Regions from separate parts of the Homo sapiens genome. Here all the other regions are linked to region 2. Evidence: chromatin contacts called from ENCODE Hi-C or POLR2A ChIA-PET data. All regions are on one chromosome and are shown on one strand. The core of a region is the stretch at or near the end of the contact, and the rest is flanking DNA. Distances in the headings are between cores, read along the strand shown.

What was found. Hi-C counts contacts between places; a loop is a spot of excess contacts on that map. ChIA-PET counts read pairs that join two places held with the same protein, here RNA polymerase II (POLR2A). Pooled maps may share reads with other maps.
Region 1: a loop to region 2 is called in a map with no recorded cell type, with 10 times the contacts of the local background. The contact joins two enhancer-like sites. A Hi-C loop is called at or near these places in 5 of 37 single-sample maps with no recorded cell type and 2 of 50 pooled maps. POLR2A ChIA-PET finds 5 or more read pairs at or near these places in 1 of 52 experiments (CD4-positive, alpha-beta T cell).
Region 3: a map with no recorded cell type shows a loop between it and region 2 (3-fold over the local background). The contact joins two enhancer-like sites. A Hi-C loop is called at or near these places in 3 of 37 single-sample maps with no recorded cell type and 2 of 50 pooled maps. POLR2A ChIA-PET finds 5 or more read pairs at or near these places in 1 of 52 experiments (SK-N-SH).

What each region holds. Positions count from the first base shown.
Region 1 is chr13:43,044,390-43,047,218 of GRCh38, forward strand. All of the region lies in intron 1 of DNAJC15 (DnaJ heat shock protein family (Hsp40) member C15), which reads left to right. Among named protein-coding and RNA genes, the nearest start is that of DNAJC15, 22 kb to the left of the region's middle. RefSeq lists enhancers at 1,209-1,258, 1,359-1,418, 1,760-2,435. Within about 2 kb of position 1,287, at least 16 of the 41 ENCODE cell types and tissues checked have a DNase peak (open chromatin) inside an H3K27ac peak, as active enhancers do.
Region 2 is chr13:43,387,391-43,390,239 of GRCh38, forward strand. All of the region lies in intron 5 of ENOX1 (ecto-NOX disulfide-thiol exchanger 1), which reads right to left. Among named protein-coding and RNA genes, the nearest start is that of ENOX1-AS2, 60 kb to the right of the region's middle. Within about 2 kb of position 1,526, at least 4 of the 41 ENCODE cell types and tissues checked have a DNase peak (open chromatin) inside an H3K27ac peak, as active enhancers do.
Region 3 is chr13:42,975,979-42,978,748 of GRCh38, forward strand. All of the region lies in intron 1 of EPSTI1 (epithelial stromal interaction 1), which reads right to left. Among named protein-coding and RNA genes, the nearest start is that of EPSTI1, 15 kb to the right of the region's middle. RefSeq lists an enhancer at 1,303-1,472. Within about 2 kb of position 1,318, at least 2 of the 41 ENCODE cell types and tissues checked have a DNase peak (open chromatin) inside an H3K27ac peak, as active enhancers do.

The DNA.
Region 1 (2,829 bases), core at 37-2,536, 340 kb before region 2:
AGGCTTTATCATACTCGTCACGGCATATTGTTAGAAAGTAAGTCCAAAAGAGAGTTCATGACATACCCTTTCTCTGCCACAGACCTCTCACAGTCCTTGCAGCAAAAGGCAGTTAGTGTCATTCTTTTAGTTGTTCAAGACAATAACCTTGACTCTTCTCTTTTCCTTTTAGTTGCTCAAGACAACTAAAAGGTCCTTTTAGTTCCTTTTGGTTGCAAAGACTTTATTTTCTTTGTCTTCCGAGAGACTTTTGGATATATTTACCTGGTCCAGGGTATTTTGAAGCATGACCATATGTTAGATTCTTAATTACGTTTAACTAGCATTGTCCATTATATTTTCTCATTTCAAAACCTTGACTCCATATCCAGTGTCTCAGCAAATCCTATTGGCCTTACCTCCGAACTCTATCTAGTATCTCACCACTTTCCTCATTTCCATCATTAATCGCTGTAGCCCAAGTGACCATTATCTCTTTCATGGATTATTTTAATAGACTTACAACTCATCCCCATGCCTCTGCTTTTCATCCTCTACAATCTATTCTCAACATGACAAGTAGAATGATCCTTAGAATTTTAATTGAAATAATCTTAGGCCTCTGCTCAAAACAATGATGTACTGTATCACTCGGAGAAAAGCTAGTCTTTATGTTGACCATATAAGGCCCAGCATGATCTGCTCCCCTTGTGACCTGTTCGACCTTGTTGCCTATTTTTTTCTCTTTCTCTTCCTGCTGTATGCACACTGGCCTTCTGGCTATTCGTTAGGCACACTGGGCACACCTGTGCTTTAGGGACTTTACACTTGTTCCCATTGCTAGTCCAAAATCTAAGGAATCCTTTTTCTTGCTTTAATTTTTTTCCAAAAGTCATTTTTTTCAGTGAAGCTTGCCCTACTCACTTTAAATTTGTTGCTCTTGTAGCAGGACAAGCCGCAGGCAAAACCTCTCAGACATCGAGTTGTAGAAGGAAGGGCTTTATTCAGCTGGGAGCATCGGCAAGCTACTGTCTTAAAATCCAAGCTCCCCGAGTGCACAATTTCCGTCCCTTTTACGGGCACACAACACTAAAGATTTTATATGAAAGGGTTGTGATTGATTGAGCAATCTAGGGGATATGTGACGGGGTTTCATGCACTGGTAGTCAGAGTGAAACAGAACAGAGCAGGGAGTTTCACAATGTTCTTCCATACAATGCCTGAAATCTATGGGTAACATCGGGTTCTAAGTCATGAGTTGATTTTTAACTACTAGGTTTAGGCCATGCAGGCTCGGGCGTGGTTTTGGGCCTGGGGCCAGGCTGCCTGTCTTTGATTTCACTTCCTTGTTTTTTTCTTAAAACAGGTACTGAGTATAAAATATAAAACAATGTGAGAGGGTCTCTCTCTTCCCTCACTCTCACCATACAAACACATACCTACTTCTTTATCTGCTTAATTTTTTTCCATAGCACAAATCACTGCGTAAAATAATTATATATTTTTCCTGTTAAAATTGTTTGTTGTCTGTCTCTCTTGCTAAAATGTACCTTCATGAGGATAGGGATTTTGTCTGATATATCCCTAGGGCTTAAAATCATGACTGGCACATAGTAAATACTGAGTATTTATTGAATTAATTAATGAACCAGTCAGAGATGGGAAATAGCCTTCAAGTGCCTGTTTGCTAAATTACCTAACCTTTTTATTGGGAGTTTATTTTCCTTAATGTTTGTTTAACAAATTAGTTATTCTTTCATGTTTTCCACATAACCTGTGGATTATCTTCATTTTTTTTTTTTTGTAAGGAAATTTACCAGACATAAGGTCCTAACTTTATTTTCTTTGTCTTCCGTGAGACTTTTGAATATATTTACCTGGTCCAGGATATTTTGAAGCATGACCATATGTTAGATTTTTAATTAAGTTTAACTAGCATTGTCCATTATATTTTCCCATTTCAAAACATAATTTCGGTCACCAGTATGGTACACATAAAATATGAGCTACAAGAGACATCTCGGTGGTGGTGAGAGACAGGACTAGTTGGACTTCCTAGGCCGACTAAGAATTCCTAAGCCTAACTGGGGAAGGTGACCGCACCTACCTTTAAACACAGGGCTTGTAACTCAGCTCACGCCCAACCAATCAGGTAGTAAAGAGGGCTCACTAAAATACAAATTAAGCTAAAAGCAGGAGGTAAAGAAATAGTCAAATCATATATCGCCTGAGAGCACAGGGGGAGGGGCAGTGATTGGGATATAAACCCAGGCATTGGAGCAGAGAGTGGGCAACCCCCTTTGGGTCCTCTCACATTGTACGGGAGCTCTGTTTTCATTCTATTAAATCTTGCAACTGCACACTCTTCTGGTCCGTGTTTGTTACGGTTCGAGCTGAGCTTTTGCTCGCTGTCCACCGCTGCTGTTTGCTGCCGTCGCAGACCTGCCGCTGACTTACACCCCTCTGGATCCAGCAGGGTGTCCACTGCGTTTCTGATCCAGTGAGGTGCACATTGCCGCACCTGATCAGGCTAAAGGCTCGCCTTTGTTACTGCACGGCTAAGTGCCCTAATCGAGCTGAACACTGGTTGCTGGGTTCCACCGTTCTCTTCCATGACCCACAGCTTCTAATAGCTATAATACTCACCACATGGCCCAAGGTTCAATTTCTTGGAATCTGTGAGGCCAAGAACCCCAGGTCAGAGAACAAAAGGCTTGCCGTCATTTTGGGAGCGGCCCACCCCATGTTGGGAGCTCTAAGACCAAAGACCCGCCCGTAACAGTGGTAAAGTTTCTTAAGATCATTTTCATGTCATTATACAAACTTTTAGAAAATGACGCTTTGCTAGAT
Region 2 (2,849 bases), core at 276-2,775:
AGAGAGGGAGCAAAGGCCTGAAGGCAAGAGCAAACCTAGCATGTTTCAGAAGTAAAAGGAGGCCAGTGTGGACAGAGCCTGGTGGGTAAGGGGTACAGTGACAGATATGAGATTCAACAGGGGATTCCCAAGGGCCTCCTCATCCCCACTACTCAACTGGATAACTACTGTCTTTTATGCCTATTGACTTTCTGCTTGAACAGTCATTTAAAAGTGTTGAAAGGTGAAAAAGAAAGGTTTAAAAATCTCTGTAGTTTTAATTTTATTCTGATTGCTAGAGGAGATATATAAACATACACATGCACACACACACATATATAAACATATATACACATATATGCATAAACATATAAATATGTAAATGCACACATATATACATATGTAAATACATATATATACATATATAAACATTTATAGATACATATGCAAAAACATAGACAGACATATACATAACTGGTGTTTTCGAACATTTGACAAGGATTCATACTAGAGAATCAGTGGCATAGAAATTGCAGTATAGGAGGTAAAATTGGATATTAATGTTTGGAAGTACTTCAGACTGCTCAGGAAAAGTTAACCATAGGTGGGTGGAAGCTTTTCCCCAGCTGGAGAAGCTCAGTATGTCAATGAAACCGGAGGTTACTAATAAAAACACATGAATGACATGAACAGGTCTATTCTGAAAATAGCAGAGTTGGAAAATGCTAACGTTAGAGACAGAGTCAGTAACAACAATGAAGCCTGCCAGATTGGTGTCACTTAAGAGACATGATCTAAATAGAAAGAAACTCAACCCATTGCATGAGGATGCTTAAGTTATTTTGTTTGAAGAGAAATTTATCTTGCTCAGTGGAATAAGCCAGAAGACTAAACAGGAAAAGACCATTAGGGAAAGATACCCAACGAGCAAATCAGAACAATATGAAAAAAGTAATATCTTAAAGCCACCTATATTAATAAATTTGGTTTGCCTGTTCAGAGTTCTAAAAATGACTTGTGAGGGGAGAGTACAGTGTTTCTTTGTACTCCATTACTCTTTGGGGTAAAACCTGTTTGACAACTCAGTTCAACATGACTGACAGTATTAATCATGCACCTATATGTGGCTAGCACTGCACTAGGAAGTGTCTCTGCTCATAAACAGTGAAACCTACTAAAGAGAAAAGGCATGATGTTAACACCACCTGGGATGTGGAGTGTATCCATTTCACAAAATCCTATCAGCAGAGCAAATAATGGGAACAAATTGACTACAGGCCAGGGTCAAATCCTAAGGTAAAAGCAGTAACTGCCCTCGGGTGGGTAGGAGAGAGCATCTCTGAAATTGGCCAGAGCTACCAGGGAAGGCTATTAGAATGAAGTGGGACTTGAGGCTGCCCTTGGAGGAGCTGGTAAAATTTTGATAGGTGGAGAGGCAGAGGAAGGTGTCTCTGAATCATTAACAGCTGAACAAGAGCTGTTCAATCTTATCCAACTGTGAGTCTGGAAACACTGCCTAATTATTAACTAGCAGGTGAAAAGAACAGAAAAAAAACCACTGGTGCCACTGCCAGGCTTCCATCTGGCTGTGGTATCATCAGGAGGCCCTTAAAGTTATAGTTCTTGGGCAATAAGAAGGCAGCATCTTTTACTAAATTAACAAAATTAACTTACTAAATAACAAAAGTAATTTTAATTACACCCAGATTTAGCAGGGAAACTAAATAGCAAACATTCAAGTAAGTGTCTCTGTTGATAAGCATATAACTAGAAACACTCTTTTGGAAGTAATTTTGTGATGTCTCAACAGTAACTAAACGACCATGTCATCTGTTGACCTGGCAATTGACCTTAAAGAAATAGTCCAAATGGGAAATAAGAAGTCAAAGATACTAACTGCAGAGTTATTGATACTATTGAAAAACTGGAAACAGCTCAAAGACTACCAACAGAGTAGTCAAAGTAATGGAAGCAGATGTGTGATATCATTCACCCATGGAGTTAGTAAAAGTTAAAATTATTTTAAATAGCCCCTGTTGGTGTGAGTGTAAAATGGGTTTAAATTTTATACAGGGCAATTTTGGAAATATCAAAATTTAAAATATGCATTCCTCTGAATCAGCTCCAGAAACGCTGAGAAGGGATCAACAGTTAAAATACTTAATCCACGTAGAGGGCTTTACTGACTCCAAAACATCTCCTTATTTCCTTTTTTAAAAATGACATTATCCACAATACATATGATCTTTGAAAGAAAAGGAAGAAAGAAAGATAGATATTATTGATAGTCCCATTTTCTAATGAGGAAACTGAAGGTCAAAGAGGTAAAGGAATTTAACTTTCTCTAGCCCTAAGTTCATATGCCTGAAAAATCATGATGCAACTGGTTGGAATTTCACAAGGCTAAATACAGTCATCTTGTTTAAGTGAAAATATCTCTTGATTTAGATATAGAACCCCATTTCATGGAGCCAAGACAGTAGGGTCTACGGAAACAATGGCTGTCCTATTCTTCCCTGGAGATGATAACACTGCTTCTACTACACTTGACAGAGGGGGAGAAGGGGAGAACAAAAAAAATTTTTTGGTCTTCTGACCTAGCCTGTATGAAAGAACAAATAACTTATGTGCAAATATAAGATACAGTGTGAGTGCTGAAAACGAGGTAAGGATTATGAGAGGTCTATTATCTACATGTGTTGTATATACTTGGAGAACACGTTTGAATGGGGGAGGTGCGGCATTATTTCACAGCAGGAGAAATAATCATTCTCATCATTTCTAAAAGCCAAGCAGCCTTCAGTCAGTTTCACAATAATCAATTAATTAGCTAAAGTAAATATTTAGAATGAGTTACGGCACAAAGATAT
Region 3 (2,770 bases), core at 68-2,567, 410 kb before region 2:
TACTTCCTCAGTAAAAATAACTGTCAGAAATTCATATTTTCAGAACATAGAGATGTCAGGTCTGGGATTTGATTGGATTCCACTTACAAGCTAATAAGTTAGCCTGTTACTGTTTCACAGACACTGGCAGAAGACATGAAATTCCTGGATCAGAGTCAAAGACTTTATTACTGATGGCACAGTAGGCAGCATGAGCACCAGCTTATTTACATCTATTCTCTCTGGCCTCCAGTCTTATGATGGGCGCAACAGGATGGATGCTGCACACATGGTGTGTTTGCATTGCAGCTGATAAAATCCTTCGGGAATACACCATTTTTACAGCAGATAGTAAGTGAGCCTGGTCTTTGTCCTGGGAGAACAAACCTTATCTCTCAAGGTTCCCAGCTAAATAAATAACTCTAAGAAATAGGTTAAAGAGTGGTCTTGGCACATCCAACAAAACGTAAGTGTACCTGAGGCCCTAGGGGGACTCTCTTTTCCAGCAAGAGAATATTTAGTATTAACATTCATATTAAGAATGGCTTAATGATAAATAAATTGATATTGGCAGAAAAACCACTTACTTATGAAATGTGCTATATATTTTCTCTTCCCATTATTATTATTAATAGACTTAGAATGGATTATGTTTCTGTCTCAAGCCTTACTCAAGGTTATCTATAACTTAAAGGAAAAAACCAGAAATGCAAGACATAGTGATGTACTCCAAAATCTGTACATAGAACACTTAGAAATGAAATTCATGTTTTCTGATTTTGAAAGAAACATACTTGTAAAAGAAAATTCAGAAAACTATTTTAAAAACATTTAAAAGTCACATATAATCCCACCTCTCAAACACCACAATTACAATTTTATTTGGGTGAATTTACTTTTCATCTATGCTCTATACATATTATTACACAGTTGCAAACATATTTTAAGTACAGCTGTACATCCTGCTTTCATTTATAAGTGGTTTTCCTAATTTGATTATATATGTAACATGCTTAATTCTCAATGGCTATGTAGTATTTCATGATATTGGTGCATCATATAACCACTCAACTATTGCAACTGTTTCAATTATTCACTATTATAAATAATCCTACAGGATGTACAAAGCATAATGCTTTCAGCAGAACATTATCCAGAAGAAAACACTAACAGTCCTCTGAATTCAATACTCTGAACAGGAATGTGGGCTACATTTAAACTTTTCTTCCTTAGATATCCTATTTACATTTCAAAAATCTGAGACAACATAATCATATGATTAATTTCCACTCTTATGTGTGACATCCTTTATTCTTTAACCAAAAGAGATGTAGGCCCTACCCAACATTCACTCTCACTTCCTCCTTGCTAATAGCACTTCTGTATTATTCAGACAGAGAATGTGCCCAATTAAAAGACTACAGCCACCAACCTTCTGTATAGTTAGGTAAAATTATGTGATTAAGTTTGAGAAATTGAGACATAAGTGGAAGTCACGGAGAGAGATTTCTAGAAAGCCTCCTTTAAGTGGTGGTAGACAAATAGAAAAAGCTGTTTTGTTACTTTCCTTCTTCCTGGAAGGTTGATGTGGTAGCTGGTGCTCAAGCAACCATCTTAGTCAATGAGGCAACCTGAATATGGAAGACATGATCAGGAATGGCAGAGCAGAAAGTCAGAAGCAGTCTGGTGCTCTGTGACCATGAAAACACCACATCAGTGGTAATCCGTTGCTGTACTGCCCAACTTCAAACCCTAATTCTGTTATTTCCTATCTGTACAACTTTGAGCAGATTATTCAGTTTTTCTATTTTTTCACCTGTGAAATCGGGATAACTATCCACTTCATAGGATATAAAGTGCTGTGAACCCTGAATATCTGAGGCAGGCCTCAGTTAATTTATAAAGTTTAAAGGCCTGGTGTGGTGGCTCATGCCTGTAATCCCAGCACTTTGGGAGGCCGTGGCAGGCAGATCACGAGGTCAGGAGATCGAGACCATCCTGGCTAACACGGTGAAACCCCATCACTACTAAAAATACAAAAAAAAATTAGCTGGGTGTAGTGGCGGGCGCCTGTAGTCCCAGCTACTTGGGAGGCTGAGGCAGGAGAATGGCGTGAACCCGGGAGGCGGAGCTTGCAGTGAGCCAAGATCACGCCACTGCACTCCAGCCTGGGCCACAGAGCGAGACTCCATCTCAAAAAAAAAAAAGAAAGTTTATTTTGCCAAGGTTGAGGACGCACCCATGACACAGCTTCAAGAGGCCCTGATGACATGTGGTCTAGGTGGTCAGAGTACAGTTTGGTTTTAGACATTTTAGGAAGACATGAGACATCAAACAACATATGTAAGATGAACATTGGTTTAGTCCAGAAAGGCAGGACAACTGGAAGCAAAGGTGGGACAACGCATAGCGGGGAGGGGGCTTCCAGGTCATAATAAATAAGAGACAAACAGTTGCATTCTTTTGAGTTTCTGATTCGCCTTTCCAAAGAAGGCAATCAGATATGCATTTATCTCAGTGAGCAGAGGGCTGACTTTGAATAGAATGCAAGGCAGGTTTGCCCTGAGCAGTTCCCAGCTTGACTTTTCCCTTTAGCTTAGTGATTTGGGGACCCCAGGATTTCTTTTCATTTCACAGTTCTGAGAACAATGCCAGAAAATAACAAATATTCTATTATAGTTTTCCATTATTTGTATTAGATCATCCCTAGACTACCTACCTTCAGACTTATTTTATGGGAGAGAAATAAAGAAAGCCATAGATACTTACTTAAGATAACTAAGGGGACATC